Linked DNA regions of Mus musculus: region 2 is linked to region 1. Evidence: chromatin loops called from intact Hi-C (ENCODE). Cell type or tissue: heart. All regions are shown on one strand. Links, peaks and the distances in the headings refer to the core of each region. The heading gives the core; the rest is flanking DNA.

What was found. Hi-C counts contacts between places; a loop is a spot of excess contacts. Peaks named below come from ENCODE experiments on the same cell type or tissue, not always from the same donor. Only the 100,000 strongest peaks of a DNase experiment are listed, where the experiment ranks them.
Region 2: a loop joins it to region 1, with 5 times the contacts of the local background. A loop is called at or near these places in 15 of 42 quality-filtered maps.

The regions. Positions count from the first base shown.
Region 1 is chr12:55,487,872-55,498,114 of GRCm38, forward strand. Nfkbia (nuclear factor of kappa light polypeptide gene enhancer in B cells inhibitor, alpha) reads right to left here and starts at 4,776. Exons shown (of 6, transcript NM_010907.2): 1 at 4,429-4,776; 2 at 3,799-3,907; 3 at 3,249-3,459; 4 at 2,900-2,988; 5 at 2,535-2,795; 6 at 1,538-2,098. The coding sequence starts at 4,655. The coding sequence ends at 2,051. Gm36634 (a long non-coding RNA gene) reads left to right here and starts at 5,424. Exons shown (of 3, transcript XR_381610.3): 1 at 5,424-6,475; 2 at 9,910-10,079. In heart, for the core only: CTCF peaks have their summits at 4,170, 4,469, 4,673 and 7,401 (motif pointing left); DNase peaks (open chromatin) are centred at 3,420, 4,180, 4,800, 7,420 and 4 weaker places; H3K4me3 peaks cover 2,692 bases; H3K27ac peaks cover 2,665 bases.
Region 2 is chr12:55,349,722-55,359,964 of GRCm38, forward strand. All of the region lies in intron 4 of Prorp (protein only RNase P catalytic subunit), which reads left to right. Among named protein-coding and RNA genes, the nearest start is that of Psma6, 44 kb to the right of the region's middle. In heart, for the core only: a CTCF peak has its summit at 5,389 (motif pointing right); no DNase peak of the experiment used is centred there.

The DNA of each region.
Region 1 (10,243 bases), core at 887-8,886:
GTGACCCAGAAGAGGACCCTCCTTCTGCAACCATGGAGGGTGACACTCCTAGTCAAGAGCCGCTCTGTGAGGCCACATCCTCTTGTTCTCCAACCTTCCACAAGAACCACAAAGTGTGCCTGTCTAGGTGCATCCTGGCTTTATGTGACATGCTCTTGCTCAAGTAGTCCTAGTTGGCCTCACTCATGGCAACCCTCCTGCCTCAGCCTCTCAAGTGCTGGGATTATAGGTATGTGCTGGCAAACCTGACTTTAAAAGCTATGCAGGAAGCATTAAGACCATCTTTCTAACATCAAAGCCAAATTTCTCCCCTTTGCTCTTTAGGCTATGAGGGGGTCTCTCTCTGACCCTCACATTTCCCACGCAGGAGAATGAGCCTAAGTCAGCATCGATGTGAGCAGCACCGAACACCTGTGTTCAGATACTCTGGGGCATAGAGCCTGGGTACCTGATAGAGAACACAGAGAGACAACCACAGTGGACTGGGGTTGCAGGAATGGGACATGGCTGGCTTTACCCAGTTTGCAGTAGTGCTTTTTATATAGGAAAGACACACTGGGTGTTGGCTCCCTTTTGGTATAAGATGAAGATGAACATCATATTTACTTGACATCCAATGTGGATCCAGAACAGAATAATGAAGCATAGAAAAGATACTTTCTTAGCCATAAGCTAAAGCACATCAAATGTATTATTGTACATTCATTGAATGTCATCATCTCATTCCTTCCTACCAAAGCAAGACTCTGTCCCCGGGACAAAGCCACTACCTACCAAGCATCAATACGCAATCTTCACAACTTTCTGACTTATTGTGAAATCTGCTTTGGCAGTAGAATTAGAACCCTGAGCTGAAGATTCTTCAAGCTTGCTCCCCGAGACCACAGTGATGAGATACATGGCCTTCTGGTTAACAGTCTGACAAAGAAGGTTCCCGATAAGTGAACCCGCTTCCTCTCGGGGTGTCCCCGCACAAGCTGTTCTCTGGATTTCTTGCTTCCCCTGTGAAACACAGGATGTTGTACAATAGCTGTATTTTTTTTTTCAGCATTAGATGCCTGGCACTGTCATGTGTTTTAGCCTTATGCAATGTCTACAGCAGCCTAGTCAATGAATAAGTCTCAGCGGTGACTATCTCCTAGGAGGTATGTCAGGACAGTACCATTTCCAAGCCCATGTCCTCTCTTGAGGATTTTCCCAGCTACATCAAGCTAACTCAGCAAATTCCTCTTGTTCCAACTAAGTTCTACAGAGACTGGGTTCCGGAACAGCTTAAATCAAGGAGAAAATGGTACCAGAGCCTTCAGTGACAGGCCAGGTGGCTTGCTGGTGGTACCCCAGCTAAAGGCTGGCATTTCCTGTCACCTTGCAACAGGCTCCCTCCCACACAGGGGCTGGAGGCTGCTGTGAAGCTCGGCTCTCACGTGAGAAGCTACTCTGTGAACTTCCTTAGCTGGCTGAAAACATTCACGCCACCCCCTCCAGCCCCCGATCTTCAGGAACAAGCCACTCAGAATAGCAAACGAGCGGGACAATGCTGTCTGTAAAAATCTGTTTAATAAATATACATCTTAGAAGTACCAAAATAATTACCAACAAAATACAACATATACAACATTTACAAGAAGGCGACACAGACCTTAGTTGGGGGCGACTTTTAAGCACATGCCACTGAACACCTGGCTCTTACATGGGAGGACACACTGGGCTCACTTACTAGGTCTATGGTGGTTCAATCAAAAGCACAATAAATAAAACGTGGTCCTTTCATTAGGTTCTGGAAAATCACCTCCCCCCCCCCCAAAAAAAATCCCACAAACATGAACCTTAAGAGACATTTTCTTTGAATTTCAGTGATCTGTTTCCCCGGATTTCACAAAGACAACAGCCGAATCACCCCAGTAAAATGCCTGGGTCTAGGCGCTGTGTGGTGTGGTGCTAAGTATACCCTTTCTCATTTTTTTTCTTTTTCTTTTTTTTTTTTTTTTTAGAAAAATAAAACTCTATTTGTACAAATATACAAGTCCACATTCTTTTTGCCACTTTCCACTTATAATGTCAGACGCTGGCCTCCAAACACACAGTCATCATAGGGCAGCTAAAACAAGAGAGGGGAAAAAGACATATTAAATTCCTAGAACTTCACCAAGACATTGGGATAAGGGGAGAGCTGCTGCTGAAATAACTCCTATTCTTGGGCTCTTTTTCTCCTTAACCCAAATAGAACAAGGGCACCAGGCTGTAGGAGTTTCCCTTACCTATTCTTTCCTTAAAAAAAAAAAAAGTCTAAGCTATTGAGGGGGTGGAGCTTAATGGTTGAACGTGTGCTTATCACCATGTGCTAAGGCCTGGGTTCAATTTCTAGAATTCCCTCATTCCTCAACCCAAAAGGGTAAGCTCTTAAAACAAACCAGAGACAAATTCTTGGGATCCTGGCTTTGCAAGCCGAGTCTGAGAAGTTAAACAACTGAAATCCCTCTGATCCAAAGCAGCCCTAGAACAGCCGTCAGCGTGCTGAGGGGAGGAACACTCACCTCATCCTCTGTGAATTCTGACTCCGTGTCATAGCTCTCCTCATCCTCGCTCTCGGGTAGCATCTGGAGATTTTCCAGGGTCAGCTGGCCCAGCTGCTGCTGTATCCGGGTACTTGGGCGGCCCCAGGTAAGCTGGTAGGGGGAGTAGCCTTGGTAGGTTACCCTGTTGACATCAGCCCCACATTTCAACAAGAGCGAAACCAGGTCAGGATTCTGCAGGTCCACCGCAAGGTGGAGGGCTGTCCGGCCATTGCAGGGCTCCTGAAACCAAAAGCAATCAGGCGTTAGTTTACGGCTGCATCTGGAAACCTGCTCACCATCAGAGCCAGCCCAACAGAGATTAGGTGGAAGGGAGATGTACTCACCTGAGCGTTGACATCAGCACCCAAAGTCACCAAGTGCTCCACGATGGCCAGGTAGCCGTGGATAGAGGCTAGGTGCAGACACGTGTGGCCTGGAGGAGGAAGACAAAAACTGTAACTACGTGTTTCAATCCTCACACAACTCATGTCTATTGTCTTGAGGACAACCACAAACATCATCAGTTTTGAAGAACTCAGAATCTGGGTTCTGAGTGAATATCATATAGGCATCGAGGAGAAAACTTTTTAAAAAGATCACAGTGTCTGAACTTTGTATACGTTCGGAGTTTAAGACTCAAGTGGCCCCATCTCTCTCCCTCCTCTGCATCCTTGGATGGACTGGCAGACCTACCATTGTAGTTGGTGGCCTGCAGGACGGAGTGGAGATGCTGGGGTGTGCAGGTCTGCGTCAAGACTGCTACACTGGCCAGGCAGCCCTGCTCACAGGCAAGATGTAGAGGGGTATTTCCTCGAAAGTCTCGGAGCTCAGGATCACAGCCAGCTTTCAGAAGTGCCTCAGCAATTCCTGGCTGGTTGGTGATCACAGCCAAGTGGAGTGGAGTCTACAAATGGAAGAGGAAACAGAAAGGGATAAGCCATGGAGCAAACCCATAGTCTTGAGTTTCCTGAACCCCAGACACCTCCCGCTATGGAATCTGATCCTCCCATTTGTCTCTTAGGAGATCAGGCAAACAGGAGGCCCTAGGTGGGTCATAAAGACCTCACTAAACCCAAGGGATTTTTCTTCTGGTTCTAAGACGTTGGCTGATTTGAATGCAAAAGGCCAAGGCAGATAAGAACTAAGTGACTATTAATTTAGAAACGCTTTGGGGGCGACCGTGCTACATCTGACTCCACCAAGGGGTCAAAGAGGGCACCCGCGGGGCAAGCAAGCAGCGCACCTGCTGCAGGTTGTTCTGGAAGTTGAGGAAGGCCAGGTCTCCCTTCACCTGACCAATGACTTCCATGGTCAGCGGCTTCTCTTCGTGGATGATTGCCAAGTGCAGGAACCTGAGGGATGACAGGGAAACCCCCCGAGGGGTGGTGAGCACACTGCGTGGGGGGGGGGGAGGCGCGGGCTGGAGGTGGGGTTGGAGGGGGGATTGCGCAAGGCCGGGGTTTCTGGAGGCCGCGGCCGCGGTGTTTTCCGCGAGGTTATTATGAGCTGAGTGTTCCTGGCAGCCGCCCAGGGACTTTCCGTGCCCCACCCCCTCCGGGCGGGCGCCGGCCAGACCGGCCCGCCCTCCGCCGCCCGGAACGCCCTGTACTTCCCCTCGCGGCCGCGCGGCGCCCGGCGGCTGCGCGCCACCGCTGCCAGGCCGGGACTTTGCGTCCTCGCCGCCGCTGCCGCCCCGCCCCCCCCGGCCTGCGCTCGGCGACTCCGGGTCCGGGGACAGGGGAGGAGGGGGAGGGGGGAAGACAGGCGGCCCGCCGCAGCCCCGGCGCCCCGCAACCCCGGCGCCCTCGCCGTGCAGAACCCCGAGCGCGCTGCAGGCCCCGCGCGACCCCCACCGGTGCCCGGCGCCACTTACGAGTCTCCGTCCTCCGTGAGCTGCTGCTTCCAGGGCTCGGCGGCCAGCGGCGCCTCCTGCGGCTGCAGGCGGATCTCCCGCAGCTCCTTCACCATTTGCTCGTACTCCTCGTCCTTCATGGAGTCCAGGCCGCTGTCGTGGCGATCGTCCACCAAGCGCTCCTTCTTGAGGCCATCCCGCGGGCCCTCCATGGCCCAGTCCTGGCCGTGCCCAGCTGGCTGAAACATGGCTGTGCGGGGCTGAGCGGGTGCAGGCTGCAGGCTGCTGGCGGCTGGCTGGCGAGGTCTGACTGTTGTGGGCTCGGCAGCGCCGCCGCGGCGCCCTATAAACGCTGGCAGGGGATTTCTCAGGGGCGGGGTCAGGCGCGGGGAATTTCCAAGCCAGTCAGACTAGAAAAAGAACTGGCTCGTCCTCCACTGAGAAGCCTAAACCCAGGGCCGGGGTTCATCGGAGAAACTCCCTGCGATGAGCCACTGGGGTCATGCACAGGGAACTTTTTGATGAGCCCTGAGTGGCTGGAAAGTCCTCCCGACCAGGCCCCCTCCCTCTAGGTACTTCCCTGCAGCCTGCACTCAGTAACCCCAGCCCTCTGCAAGAACCCTTCTTTCCCTGGGGTTTCCCACCGGGCGATTTTGGTTTGGGGTCCCAAGCTGCGCAGCTTCCAAGGACGCAGACCTGCTAGGCTGTTCCTCTTAGCGATTTGCCAGTTTGCAGGTCTTTTCCGGTTTTTGATCTTTTTGAAAACCCAAGAGTGGAAACGCTGGCTAGGTGCAGGGATTCGCTTCTCCTAAATTTCTGCGACGACGGACATATGAGTGGTTCCGGGGCCGGCTGTGTTTTGTCTGTTCCAGGCCCTTTGCAATGCAGGGACATTTGGCTGTCCTTCACTCCTACTCCATGAAGCTGTAAAAACTTTGGCATTAAAACAAACAAAACCACCACCACCACCAACAAAAACCAAGAGCTTGGAGAACCCCTAGATTATTTCCTAGGGGTCAATAATCTTGCCCCCCCCCCCGGGGGAGGGGCAAATCCTAGCTCCGTATGGGAACCACATTTTTCCCCAAGTAATGCAAGCTGTTAATCTTAGTAGAAGTTGTAGTTTCCTTGCAACCGCAACTGTTGCGTTCTTGCTGTCGGAGTTAACTTGTTGCAGAGAATGAAGCCGGAGCTTATTGTGAATGCCTAGCAGAGCAATTGACTTAGTGCCCTAGCCAAGGCTGGCCTCTCAAACATAGCTAAAAAAGTAACTGTGAGGTATCCTGCAGGAGGCTCAAGATAGTCCTAACACAGACCCCATCTGAAACCTGCTGCTTCTATCAGCTTCCTTGCTCCCAAGGGACCGCGGCATTATGGGTAGCTGCTCCCCCAAGAAAGGGATTTGGGCCTGTGAGCCTCTAGTTTAACCGGCAAAAGTACAAATGTTACTTCCACCCCACCCCTACTTAGGGAAAATTAAAGCAACGTGGATCAGAGTTTGTCAGACCAGATCCAGGAGGCCTCTCTAGTTCTGCATAGATTTCTGGTGAGATGTGAATGATCTTTTTCTTAATGAGCCTTATGTCAGCTTTCCTCTCTTTGGAATTCCAGCGCCTCCCCCTGAGTATGCATGTGAAGACACTGAGGGAAAAGATTCAAAATCCAGGAAAAACCAAAAAGCCTCCAGACAGTAAGGGCCAGGTTAAAGTTAAAACTTCCTCAGCGAATTCTCCTTTTCCTCTCAGTGGCAAGTTGGATCTGCAAGTGTAATTGAGTGGGACATAGTGAGATTGATCATGAGCAGGACATCTCAATTCCACGCTCTGCCTTTCATTAAATACATTAGTTGGAGAAGTCACTTAACCTTTTTTTTTTATGGTATACTTGCTTTTATAATAATAAGATTGGATCTGTGCTGGTGGGGTGGTTTGAGACAGGGTTTACGTTGTAGGCCCGGCTGGTCTGGATTTCACTGTGTTGTCCCTGTTGACATTGAACTGTTAGTAGGACCTCTGCCTCAGCTTCCCCCTGAGAGCTGGAATTGCACGTCAGTCCTGGAATATTTAAGGTACTTTGTGATATCAGATGGGCATCATTTGTCTAGAAATACACGTCTCTGCTTGGAAGTATGAGTGTGGACTTTTGGAAATATCACAGTATAAATTTTTGGAGGAACCCAGCTTCGTATGCATTATGGTTAGTTCTCAGAAGTAATATTGTAAGCTAGGTGCGGTTCCCATTTTCCTAAAGAAGAAAACAAAATACTTAGAGATGTACCCAGGCCCCCTAATGTCAGTTCGTCTAATTTCTACTACAATATATTAATCATTTTGGTAAAGTATATGTTAACCCTTGGAAACACCTTGCAAAAATGAGACCAAAATGTAGTATAATTTGGAATACACTAAAAGTATTTAGCCTAGTTTGAGGTCAATATGGGCAACATAAGACCCAGTCTTGAACAGCTCCCCAGCCCCCAAATCTGTCTTCCGCTTGGGAGATAAAGCAGAGGATAGGTAGTTTCTCATCTGGAGATAGTTCTTTAAAACTGCAGAGCAGGGCTGAAGGAATGGCTCAGCAGTTAACAGCACTAGCTGCTATTCCAGAAAACCTGAGTTTGATTCCCAGCACCTACGTGGTGTCCTGCAACTCCAGTCCCGGGAGATTCAGCACCGCCAGGCACCAAGCATGAGGGTGGAACACATACATACATGCAGGCGAAACATTCATATACATAAAAAATTAAGTAATATAAAATTTAAGCAATGTACCCTATTGTAATGAATATATATATATGAAGTTAAAGTTTGTAAAAAAAAAAGCCACAGTATGGACTCAAAGCCCCATCTATAAAGGATACTGCAGAAGGTGACTTGGGGCTGCAGGTATAAAATGAAGGAGTATGTATATTTATGCCTCCTTGGGCTGTCCCGACAGCTTCAGGCCTTGGCATCAACTTCGGTATTGTTTAGTGTGACACCTAGTGGCAGGAGTCAGGCTCAAGCATTTCTGGGCTGTCACAGAACCCTTTGAAAAAATCTGGGCGGTGCTGAGGCCGGCTGACTTGGCCCTCCCTGGGAATTCCCTAGGAGTTACCTTCTGTTTACCTGCAGCTCAGGAACACTGTTGACTTACTAAAGTGAGCCAACAGGCTTTCTTTCCATGCACGGCTCCATATAGCTTAAGTCAACAACACCACAGCTCAGCAGGATTGTGTGTGGACAGACAAGAAGGAAGATGTCCAACAATGAAAGGGTCTGGCTTCTTGGAGGCGGCAAGTGAACTTGTGGATCCTTCCATGCTTCAGTTTTCTCCTCATTGTCAAACATTTATCTAAGCTTAACACTTTTAAACTGTCAAAGCTTTACATCACTGTTTTGGAGACAAGGTCTCACCATTGGGTCACAGCCAGCCTTGACCTCCTGAGTGCTAGGATTGCAATCGTCCGACACTGTGCCTAGCCCTGTCTTGGTGTTTGTGAGCTCAGGGCTGGGGATGACCTCAGGGCCTCTTGCAAAGATGATAAACACATAGTTTACCACGAAACTACACCTCAGTCTTTTGTTTTTCCTTTTAAAGCAGAAGGCAAAAATAATATCTTGTACCTTGTAGCAACTTAGTGTAGGCTGGCCTCAAGAGATGACAAGATGGCCCCACAATGGTCCCGGACTGGCTATGGACTGAAGCTCCTCTGTGGGAAAGGGATGTTGTCAAGGCAGATGAGACTGGATAGTTCATGAATCCTCCTGGGTGAAACTAAACTTCCTCCCTCAAAGGAGCTTTTGTGCAAGTTCAACCAGGTGGTCCAACCTGCCCCACCCCATCCCCCATGGGCAGACTGGCTTGGGTCAATTGTTTTAGGCAATTATTCCTAACTTGTTTTAGTCCCAGACAGGAGCGCGCAGGAATGAGACAACCCATGCTGGTGCAGCTGGGCTGGAGAAGAGAGGAGCAGGAGACCTAGAAGGGGCAAGCATGGTAGAAATGCACAGTGGCCAGCCCTGATGTGACAGTGTGAATGCAGATGTGCAACTCTGTCTCTAACTCAGGCTTCTGTGGTGGCTAGCCTCCACCCTGTAAGACCGTGGAAGCTCCACCCCCCACCCCACTCCACCCCAGCTAGAGATCTTTTCCCACAGAAAGGCAGCTGTCAGGACTTCCATTTGCACTGAGATAAAAATAAACAGTCAAAGCCTTAGTGGGCTTCCTTTGCTTCAAATCCTACATTGTCATGGAGATCAAAGCCTTAGAGGACGTCTGCAGAAGTTCCTACCCACAGAGGCCAGGCAGGACTCACAGGTGAGGGTCTAAAGGAAGTAAAGGAATTTCATCAGTCTGAGGCAAGTTTACTTTTCCTTCCTTTGAGGTCAGGCCATGTGGCACGGATGCCCTTGCTGTTCGGTTTGTCTACCATTTGTTAAAGGAAGAAGAAGAAGGAAAAAAAAAAAAGCAATACTGGTGTGGCGGGAGTTTCCCGGTTTTTAAGACACTATTCCAGCCAGGCCTGGTGGTGTGAGTTTGTAACCCCAGCTACTCAGGCACTAGAGTGCAAGAGGATCAAACACTCAAGGCCTGCTTGGACTACCTAGATGGTTTCAAGGTCAACCTGGCCAGTGAGACCCTGTCTCAAAGTCATAAGTAAAAAGAGGCCTGAGGCGGAAGCTCACAGATAAAGCACGGACCTATCATGTAAAATAGTTCAAAAATATGAAAACGGAAGCACTTGGAGGCAGAGGCAGGCAGAGGTTGAGGCCAGCCTAGTTTACAGAATGGGTTCCTAGATAGCCAGGGCCACACAGAGAAACCCTGTCTCCAAAACCGATAGATAAATAAATATAAACAAACAAATAAGTAAATAAATAAGACAGTCCTAGCACTGAGAGGAGTGAATGGAAGCCTGGTCCTACCCCCTAACCAAGAAGCTCTTGGCAATCCATAGCCTCTGGCTAAGAGAAGATCTGGTTTCTCTAGTGGCGCACCACTGAGTGTATTAACCTTCACCCTCCAGGGCAGACCCCAGGGCCAGGGGTAGTTGGCCAATACAGCTAAAACTCCCTGGGTTTAAAAAACAAAATCCTAATTTTTATTATACATATATGGATATTTTGTCAGAATGTATGTCTGTGTAGTACCTTGTGCATGTACCGCCCACAGAGGCCAGAAGACTCCCTCCTAGGACTGGAGTTATAGGTGGCTGAGGATTGGCTTGTGAGTGCTGCTGCTGCTGGAACCCAGGTCCTCTAGCCGAGCAGCCAGGGGACCTAACCACTGAGCAACCTCTCCAGCCCTTTGTGTCTTTGTTTTTGTTTTGTTGCTGTTGCTGTTGTTGTTGTTGTTGGTGGTGGTGGTGTGTGTCCATTTAGAATGTGCAAGGCTGACCCTGGCAGGCAAGGTTAGAACTAGAGACTCTGAGCCCCGAAAACAGTTATTCCTTCTCCAAAGCCGGTTTTCAAACCTGCTTGTAAAACACAACAAGTCCAACATTGTTCTAATTTCTCACAGGAGGACTGCGTGTATCTACTTCGAAGTCTCGTTATTTCAGTCAACACCCGTGCATGGCTTCTGCTCACTGGGGAAGTTGCTGCAGGGGTAGGAGGAGACCTGGTGTCAGCCCTGGCCAGAACTGGCTCGCTCCTCTCTGCTTGTTGACAGTAACCAGGCAACAGGTTCAGGTGCGTAGGATTGTTCATCTCTGTTGTGTTCTGGGAGGAGAACTTGGGTCAGGAATGCAGTTGGAGGTTTGACAGCACATGGCTTCAGCACGCGCAGGTGCCTCTCCTGCTCTCAGGTGCAAATTTATTCTGAGTTTAATCAGGGGAGGAGGAGGAAGAGGGGA
Region 2 (10,243 bases), core at 803-8,802, 140 kb before region 1:
CTCTTCCGAAGGTCCCGAGTTCAAATCCCAGCAACCACATGGTGGCTCACAACCATCCGTAACGAAATCTGATGCCCTCTTCTGGAGTATCTGAGGACAGCTACAGTGTACTTATATATAATAAATAAATCTTTAAAAAAAAAAAAAAGAGTTCCAATCTTTTACCAAAATAACTTGAGTAAAAACCCTAAAGCCATACATCGGTTCCATGGTTGTAAAACATGAGCACACCGAAGTCTCCGCTACTTTCCAGTATTTATTTTGGCCATTTTATTTCAATGTCTGTTACCTGGTTATCCCTGTGTCGTGGGATTGCAGTGAAAGCATCTGCTAACATGTGGCTCTTTATTGTTCCACTTGTAATTTAATCCTGGCCTATATGAATTACTTGGTGAGAGGATGCCAGGCTGTATTCATCAGCCAGGTCATCCTCCACACCTGTGCACACTCCCACATCCTGTAGTATCTTTAAACACTAGTCCTTATCATGGTTTATCTTGTGTATAGCTTTAGTATTAGCCATAGAGATAAGAACCAAAAAATTCAGTACCACAGCAGGGTGCAGCTCACACACTTTGGATGTTAACTACATATATACAAACACATACATTCCCACATATACATATCTGTGATGTGTGTGTTTCGTTTTTCTGAGACCTTGCTTACTAGGTAGCCCAGGTTGGCCTGGAACTGTTTAACCCAGGATGTCCTCCTGCTCTGCCTCCAATGTGTTGAGATTACAGATGTGTACCATCATGCCTGGCTTAATAAATATATGTTTGGGGGGCTGCCAAGTTGGCTGAGTGGGTAGAGCACTTGTCACTAAGGCTGATGACCTGAGTTTGATACCTGGAACCACAACGGTAAAAGAGAAAACCACTCTAGCAAGCTCCTCTAACGTCCACATGTGCACTGCGGCAAATTCAAATCCACACGTGGTTGTGTTTGGTGTGGTTTGTTTACATTTGAGATGGTGTCCAGTGTAGCCCACACTGCTGCCAAGGGTGACTCAGCCTCCTGCTCCACCTCCCGAGTGCTGAGATTGCAGGCATGCACCATTAAATATCTTTTTTATGTAAAAGCATACTATTGGAAGCTAAGGATTTCTTCATCCACATTTCAGAAGCTAAGGTCTAGGCCAATTCTTGATGTTGTTGAGACTTTTTAAAGTTTTTTAATTTATAAAAGAAATATATGAAAAAACAAAAATAATCTCACCACATATAGCCAACATTTCCATTTCTTTTTATGGGTCTGCTTTTGAGTATGTGTAGGTGAGTGTGGGTCCCCTCAGAAGACAGAGGCGCTGGAGCTAGAGTTTACAGACAGTTGGGAGCCAGGGTGCTGGGATCTGAACTCAGGCCCTATGGAGTTGCAGCAAGTGTTTCTGACCCCTGAGCCATCTCTCCATCCTGTATTTCCGCTTTGTTTGTCTTTTAGATAAAATCTCGAATAGCTTTGGTTGACCCCAAATTCAGAATATACCTGAGATGACTTTGAACTCCTGATCCTCCTGCCTCTGATACCTAAGCGCTGGGACCCCCATCTCTGGTCCACTTCTTTTTCCCTTTGAGATGGAGGCTACAGGATGCATTATGCCTGCCTTCTCACTCTCCATTAGACAATATATATCTAAACATACAGCTTGGTTTAGTTTTGGTTTTGTCTTTCATCTGATAAGGTCTCTTCTACAGAATTAAATATTTTGGAAACCATCCTGAATGAGTAAGAACTGCTTCCCTACTGTCCAAAATTTAGGTTGCCCCTGTTTGTTTGTTTTTTTTTTTTTTTAATAGTAAGGCAGTGGCATGGGGCTGCAGATGTCGCTCAGCAGAGGGCTTGCCAAGCAAGCACCATATAAACTGGGTGTGGTAGTACAAGCTTGTCATCCCAGCACTGGAGGTGGAAGAAGAATCAGGAGTTCAAAGTCACGCTCTGCTATGTGAGTTTAAGGCCAGCGTGGGATATATGTGAGACCGAAAGTAATGGAGCCGTCTGACAACGTAGACTCCACCTCTGAATCTCTCGGCATTGCATGAAGCCTGTGTTCCACTTGCTTTGTAGTGGAGAAGGCATGCTTCTGCAGGTCAGAGCACATCAGACAGTAGATGACCGCCTTAACCCTCAACTTACACACACACACACACACACACACACACACACACACACACACACACACGTTTCTGTGTGCCTGGGTAGAAGCGAAACCCTAGAAGCCAGTGCTTTATCCACTGAGCATCTAGCTCGTCAGCCCCTTCTGTAACTGAGTGGAGCTCAGTGTCCTGGTGAGGCCATCAGCAGATGTGTGTGTAGCACATGAAGTTCTAGTGCCAAGCTGCCTAGGGTCCTATTATGGCAAGGGGCTGTGTCTGTGGCATACTCTTGGTGATGGTTCAACTCCCTAGCCCTCTGTGGTCTGAGCTGATGTTCTCATACTCAAGAGCCATATGTCCCTCTTCTTTGAGAACTGCAGCTATGTTTATGTATCTTCTGACTCCCATTCTCCCTTTTTTAAGGACTGCATGATTGTATGTGTGAGTCCCCAGGCTCAGAGAAGTTCACTAAGGAATAGAAAAGTGTGTTCCATTGAAGCCCCCTTTCCCCTTACCAAAAATACAGTATTTTGTTAGTTACTTAGTTGTTAGTTAGTTGGTTAGTTATGGTTTGGATTTGGTTTTTTGAGTCAGGATCTCATGTAGCTCAAATTGTCCTTGAACTCACTAAGTGGATGAGGCTGGCCTTGAACTTCTGACATTCCTGTCTCCACCTAGTGAGTACTGGCATAAGCATGTACCACCATACCAAGTTGTTATGTGATGCTGAGCATGAAGCCCAAGGGCTACATGCATGCTAGGCAGGCATTCTCCAACTAAGCCCCACCCCCAGCCTTGGTTTGTTTGTTTAGATTTAGGTGAGTAGGGGAAAGTAGGAAGGTCTTTAAAAAGTATTTGTGAGTTACTATTTTATGTGTATGGGTGTTTGCCTGCGTGTATGTCTGTGCACTATGTGCGTGCCTGGTACCCATGGAGGCCAGAAGAAGGCATCAGATCTCCTGGGACTGGAGGTACAGATGGTTGTGAGGAGTTACCATGTGGTACTGGGAATGGAACCTGGGTCATATACAAGAGCAGCAAGTGCTCTTCACTCTCCAACTCCCTACTTTTATATTTAATGCTTCATTTTCCATCTGTTTTGAGTTTCTGGGAATAACAAATTACACTTATCCCCAGGCTATTAAGACGGCTCAGCAGGTAAAGTCATTTGCTGCCAAGCCGGATGACCTGAGCTCTGACCCCAGGTCCTACCTAGTGGAAGAAGAGCACTGACTCTCTACAGTCGGACTCTGACCTTCACATGCACACCGATGGCCACACACACACACACACACACACACACACACACACATACCGCTCCACATACATGCATGCATATGTAGAAAAATGAACAAATGTGATAGCTTACAAGATCTTAAAGTTAAAACAAATTGTGCACAAATTGTCTTTGAGTACTGTGAAACCTATCCTGTTGGGTCTAGGATTCTCCATTACCACAGTCCCTTCCTTTACTGTTGCAAAGGCCAAACTAACAAACACACTTGATTTAAAGCTCTATTGTTCCTCAGCACCTCCAGTTTCCTCCGTCAGTCCTGACGTCCTCTGAGCAGACTTTCTCTTTGTTGTTTGAGCAGCTTTCTGAGAAATGAAATTGCCGATATGGTATCAGTTTACCAGGTGCTTGGCTTTTACCGGAATGAAAGCTCTCCCTGGTGCTGGGAGAGGGGCTGTTTCCTCCCCCACGGTATACTGTGTGTATCTATCTGTTCTGCAATCTGTATTAGGAAATCTACATCATTAGAATAGAACATCACTCTCCAGTGTCATGAGTATCGGTGACATTTGCCCCCTTGTATAAACTTTGCAAGTTTACTTTCCTTATTAAGCCTGTTTGTTGTAGAGCCTGTTGAACTGGGAACGAAGCCAGAGGCCTGTACAGGTGCAGTATTAGAAGACTCCACCGTGTTCATTATTGAGTATACTTCTTGTCTCTGTGGAGGGAAGCTCTTTCTTATTTATTTATTGATTGATTGATTGATTGAGATAATGTTAGACTTTGGCACCTACGTCATCAGTGTTTACTGTCATACATATAATGTAGGTAGTGAGACAGCCCCTCTTGCCTCTCATTTCCACAAAGGCTGAGCAAATTTGGAGAAATTTAGCACGTAAGGAACCTAAGCAAGCAGACTGTCCCCAGGTGCAGGGATTGTAACCAGCACTGTGCAGGCAGAGTTAGAAATCCTGGGGAGGACAGACCAGAGCTCCTTAGGAAACAGGAAAATGTAAACGCTACATGCTATTCTCACACCGTGTGCATCCATCCAGACACCTTCAAAGTACTGAGTTGACTTTTGTCTGATTTTGTTTTGTTTTTAAATGGAGGCTCAGTCTCAGCTCAGACCTTCCGTAAACTCTCAGCAAGCTGTCTCCCTTGGCCTGTTGAGGATCTAGGTGTGAGCCAACAGCCTAGGAAAGATGTGCCTTAAATAAACACTTGAACTATGGCGGGTAGATCTTGTTTAACAAATTTTAAGAAGTCATTGTAATGGATTCCTCTTAGTTATGCATCAGACAGTGTATAGCAGTTTAACACACTGGTATGGGGTATCCTTGGGAGCGTGACGCTGCCTGAGACCTGGGGTGTTCTTACAGGTTCCTGCAGTGTGCACCTGGGAGCCAAGCATGTCTGTGAGCTTCAGGCTCTTCCTCCTTCTCTGTCCTCTCTCCCTGAGCAGCAGGGCCCCTTTATACTTCCCCCAGCTTCTCATTGCCTGGCACAACTTAGGACTCTAAATGCTGCCTTTGCACTAGTTCTGTTTACTGATAGTAACCAGTCTGTTCTATCAAGGCCTTTCCTTGCTGAGGGTAAGTAGACACAGTGTAACCTTGAATACTTTTGTTCAGATTTTGGCTTTGGGGTTTTTGTATGTTTTTAGAGTCAAGGCCTTGTGTTCTTCTAGCTGGCACGAAACTCATAGTAATAGACCAGGCTGGCCTTAGAGCACAGCAGACTTGTTGCCTCTGCCGCCAGTGTGCTGGAATTACAGGAAAGTTGGGGGTTGGTTTGGTTTGGGTTTTGAGATGGTCTTACAATGTAGCCCAGGCTAGCCTCTAAATGTAGGTATTTTTAAACAAGTATAAAAGACAAAGGCAGGAGGATCAGATGTCCTGAGCTATATAGTAATGCCCCCTGGGGGGGGGGACAGAAAAATAAATACTGTTAAGATAAGTTAGTAAATGACCATGAGGACTTCAGGCTGTCATATGCCAGCTTTCCATTTCACACCCTCCCACACTGTACACTGTACCCGAGCATCCTAATTCCTGCGTGTCCTGTAGGTGGCAGTACATGTATAAAAAAATATCAGTTCATGTGCGATTTGAGGATGGTCAGTGGTTGGGTTCCTTAGGGAGTAAGGTTCATTTGAAATACTCTCTCGGTTAATTTCCCTGGATCCTCTAGATATATTAAACACAAAGCTTCTTACTAAATCAAATTTCCACTCCAGTCTCTTCAGCCATGATCTGACCTCCTGCCTAGTTGTAATAAAGACCATGGCAATATGCAACTATGGAGAAAAGGGTTTATTTGACTTACATATCACAGTCCACTGAGAGAAGCCAAGACAGGAACCTGGAGGCAGGAACTGAAGCAGAAACCATTGAGTAATGCTGCCTAATGGTTTATTCTGCATGGCCTGTTCAGTTTGCTTTCCTGCGCACCCAGGACCACACACCCAGGGTGGTACTGCCCACAGTGGTACTGTCCAGGGTGGTACTGTCCAGGGTGGTACTGCCCAGGGTGGTACTGCCCTTGGTGGTACTGTCCAGGGTGGTACTGTCCACGGTGGTACTGCCCACGGTGGTACTGCCCACGGTGGTACTGCCCACGGTGGTACTGCCCACGGTGGTACTGTCCAGGGTGGTACTGCCCATGGTGGTACTGTCCAGGGTGGTACTGCCCATGGTGGTACTGTCCAGGGTGGTACTGCCCACGGTGGTCTGGGCCCTCCCACGTCAGTCATCAATTAGGAAGAGGCTTCACTGGCTTGCCAGTCTAATAAAGGCCTTTCCTCCATTGAGGTCCCCTCATCTCAGATGACTGTAGCTTGTGTCAAGTTGACAAAAACAAACCAACACCCCTCCCAAACCCTCTTTCCCCCCAGAAATCACATTACATGCTCATTTTCTCTTTGGAATGCAATAACTGAAACAAATCCTATGTAAAGTTGTTGTTCTATTTTTCTCATGGAGATTGACTCTCTGAGGACATCATTAATTGTGATGTAGACAGGGTAACCAGTGTCGTAGGTCTCAGATAACTCTATAGTTGTGGGGCCAATCAGGTAAACACTGACATGTAGGAAGGGGCTCATTAGAAGTGTGAGCAGCTTGTTTGGCTTGTCTGCTTACTGTGGATTTGTTTGTTTGTTTATGGGGATGGAGCATGCCACAACACGTATGTAGCCAGAAGTCAACTCATAGAAACCAGTTTTGTCTTTCCACCACGTGAGTCCTGGGTCTCAAACCCAGATCATCAGACTTGGATGGAAACACCTTTAGCTTCTGAGCCATCACATTGGCCCCTGTTATATTTCTTTGAGAAAGGCCCAGACTATCCCATATTCTACTGTATAGCCAGGTAGCCTTAAATTCCTGGGTAATCTTCCTGCCTCAGCCTCTGTGCCTCACTGATAATCTGTTCTGTTCTCTTTAAACATTTGGGGTTTTGCTGTAGGGTTCATTCACTAAATATTGAGTACTTATTGAATACCAGTTGTGTGCCAAGTAGGTGCCCCGAGTCATACTTATGAAAGGACATGCGTGGTACCTACCTCTTCTCAAGTTAGGGGATTCCTGTAAGACAGCAGTGGAAGGTACAGTAAGAATAGGAATTGATTGCTGTAGAATAATTATAAATCTGTTTACCTCAAACTCTTCCACAGTTCTTAAGAAAGTTGGAAAATAAGCTGGGCACTGGTGGCACACGCCTTTAATCCCAGCACTCGGGAGGCAGAGGCAGGTGGATTTCTGAGTTCAAGGCCAACCTGGTCTACAAAGTGAGTTCCAGTACAGCCAGGGCTACACAGAGAAACCCTGTCTCCAAAAACCAAAAAAAAAAAAAAAAAAAAAAAGATAGTTGGAAAGTTTAGTCAAGGAAGATCTCTAAGAAGAAACATTTCCTAACCATGGCGGAGTGGGACAGGTGCCCGAGAGTCTATGTAGAAGAGGCACACAGAGTGCTACCATTGTGTAAAGAAAACACATACCCCTGCCCCCAGCCAGCATGCACATGCTTGTACACATCTTGCTAGCCGCTGCCTGGGAGATGGAGAAGTGCCTTTTGCCTTTGAGGTAAGGAGCTGGGGGTCTAGAGATGGAGAAACGTTTTATCTGTTTGGTGTTTTTTGTTTGTTTGTTTTGTTTGTTTGTTTGTTTGTTTTAGATTTTTGAACCCTATAAATTAATTACTCATACAAAAATTAAAGTTGTACTTCCTTGGATCATCCTATAACCACAGCTGAGGAGAATATATACCAGCCTCTTTCATTTGGTAGATTGCATAAGTACAATCCTGAAGGTACACCTGACAAAAAGTATCACCAAGGATCATGTAAGTGTGTGATGCATTTTGTTTTGGTTACAGGGAACTTTCCACTTTTATTTTCATGCCTTTCAACTCGTATATCCTGATAAACACCCAGTGGTTGAGAGTGGGTGTGGTTCCTCCCAGAGATGCTAACTGCAGAGGTTTTTTTTTTTTTTTTAATACATCAAAGAGCCACATGGTTTTGTCTCTGTTTGGTTTTGTTGTGTTGTGTTTAGGGGAAATTACACATGAAGTATGCCAGATAATCCTGGAAGAAGACAGATTAAAAGGAAAAATATGATTTAGTGAGTCCATTGGTGTTGTCCCTTTGTGCGGTGAATTGCTTTTAGGATGCTGTTGGAGGAGGCATAGGAGATACGCAGAACAGAGCAGGGCTTATTGCGAAACCCCAGCCACTGGAGTGGTGGCATCAGGAGAATCTAGGTGGTCAACCTAGACCACACAGCAAATCCCATCTCAAGACGAAGCAAACATATGTAAAAGAAATCCCATGGGGTACAGACTCAGCCATATGTGAGTCCCAAGGAATCCTATTAGTATATATGTTTAAGAATCGTGTAAGGAGATAGAGGGTTATAAACAATTTAATTTTTTAACATGTATTTATTGTGAGCACAGTATATGTGCAGGAAAAAAAGGGGTTCTTGGATTCCAGCCCAAGTCAACAGGCTTGGTGTCAAGTGCCTTTACCTTTTAAAGCTTGGCAGGGTAGTACTGACCAGTGGTCACAACCCTTGGGAGGTAGAGGCAGGGAGATCAGGAGTTGGGGCTATTGTTGGCTGCATAGGGGAGTTAGAAGTCAGCCGGGCTATATAACAAGATCATCGCCTATATCTCAAGCTTCATCCCCACCCCATAATCATCCCCGAAGCCTCCCAAAAATCCAGGAGAGTATGCAGTGTGCGGAGAAACCACCCTTGTCTTTCCGCAGATAACTTATGCTAAGCTGCTTTAAAATTCACTTACAATTTATCTTCAGCAGGCTTAAAGGTTTTTTCCCCTGTGTCCTGTCATTCCTTAGACACTACGCAGCTTTTTGTTTTCCTTCACAGTGATCACAACACGATTTTCCCCCTGATTATGCAATAGTTCCTCATCTTGATTTATAGCCAGTAAACATGAAGTTATACCTGGCATTTTATTTTGAGAAAGAAACAAGTTTGAGGCTGACAAGATGGCTCAGGAGGTAAAAGCACTTGCCTTTCAGCCTATTGACATGAGTTTGATCCCTAGGGAAGAGAGAACTGACTCCCCCAAATTGGCCTCTGACCTCCACAGGCACACTGTGGCACAGTGCAAGAGTGTGTGTGTGTCGATGTTGTACAAAGAGAGCAGTAGGCATGGCAGGAAGGACAGCTTGACACCAGATGTAGACCTGCGCTCCTGTGTCCCACCCTTGGGAAGTAGAGGCAGAAGGCACTGGAAACAAAATCACCCCTAGATACTTAATGAGTTTAAGGCTAGCCTTCATGACCATGTCTCAAAAGTTCCCATACCCCTTCAAAACAAGAAAAAGAAGCCTGCCTGTCTGTACTGGTTTTGTTAGGGAAAGAAATGTGGAAAGTGGACCATTGGGTTCCCTACCAGTAAGAGGTTTGGAAAGTAGACCTTTGGATTCTGCTAACCCCAATGGCTGCTCAGCTCTCTTAAATTCCTTAAAGTTCAGATTTCCCTTGTGGCTAAAGCACCTGTTAACAGTTCTTACTCACACAGCCAATTTAGAAAATAACTGAATTCATCTAAGAAAGCTTTGATGTTGGTTTGGTACTCATTATTAGAAGGCAACAAGTATTGAAAGATAGCAACCCTTCATGCAGACAAGGTTGGAAAAGTTGAGAAGTATGTTTACTTGCATGTTGTTACAGTTAAACTCAGATGGAAAGGTTTAGAGTTGTGTAATTATGGAATATTTTCTAGCCACAAACTCCCTAGCTGCGCATTTCACATTCATTAGCAATTAGGCCCAAGGATATTTGGATTCAAATCTGCTTTGGAAACTAATTTTTCCAAATACTTTGTTTCCTAGATCCTACTAAAGTGATATATGACGTCACCTATTCAACTCCATCAGCAACTTTCTTCTGTGAGATAGCTTTGCCTTTTCCTTGCTCTTCCCTAGTCCCCTCATCCCCACCCTAATACTGAGCATTGAACTAGAGCCTCGCTCCTGCTAGGCAAGTCTCTAGCATTAAGCAATATCCCCAGGTCTCTCTTACTTTAATTTTGAACAGGTCTCTCTAATTTGCCATAGCCATTCTTGGAATCACTCTGCTGCCCAGGCAGCCTTGAACTTGTAATCCCCCTGCTTCAGCCTCCCCAGTTGCTAGGTTTGCAGACTGTAGCAATACCAAATTAAGCTACTAAGTTGATCCTGGCAGCGCCGCTCCTCACTACCCGCCCCAAGGTTCTGGGTTTCCGAATAAAAGCCACATACACACACACTTTATTTTTTTGACATGTCTAAAACAGCTCAATGGCTGGGCCACTTCCTCACCTCCACGTGGCTGATGCTCACCCCTCCGATGTTGCTGAAATCTATATCCCGCCTTTGCTTCCCTAGGCCCAGTCGTGCTGC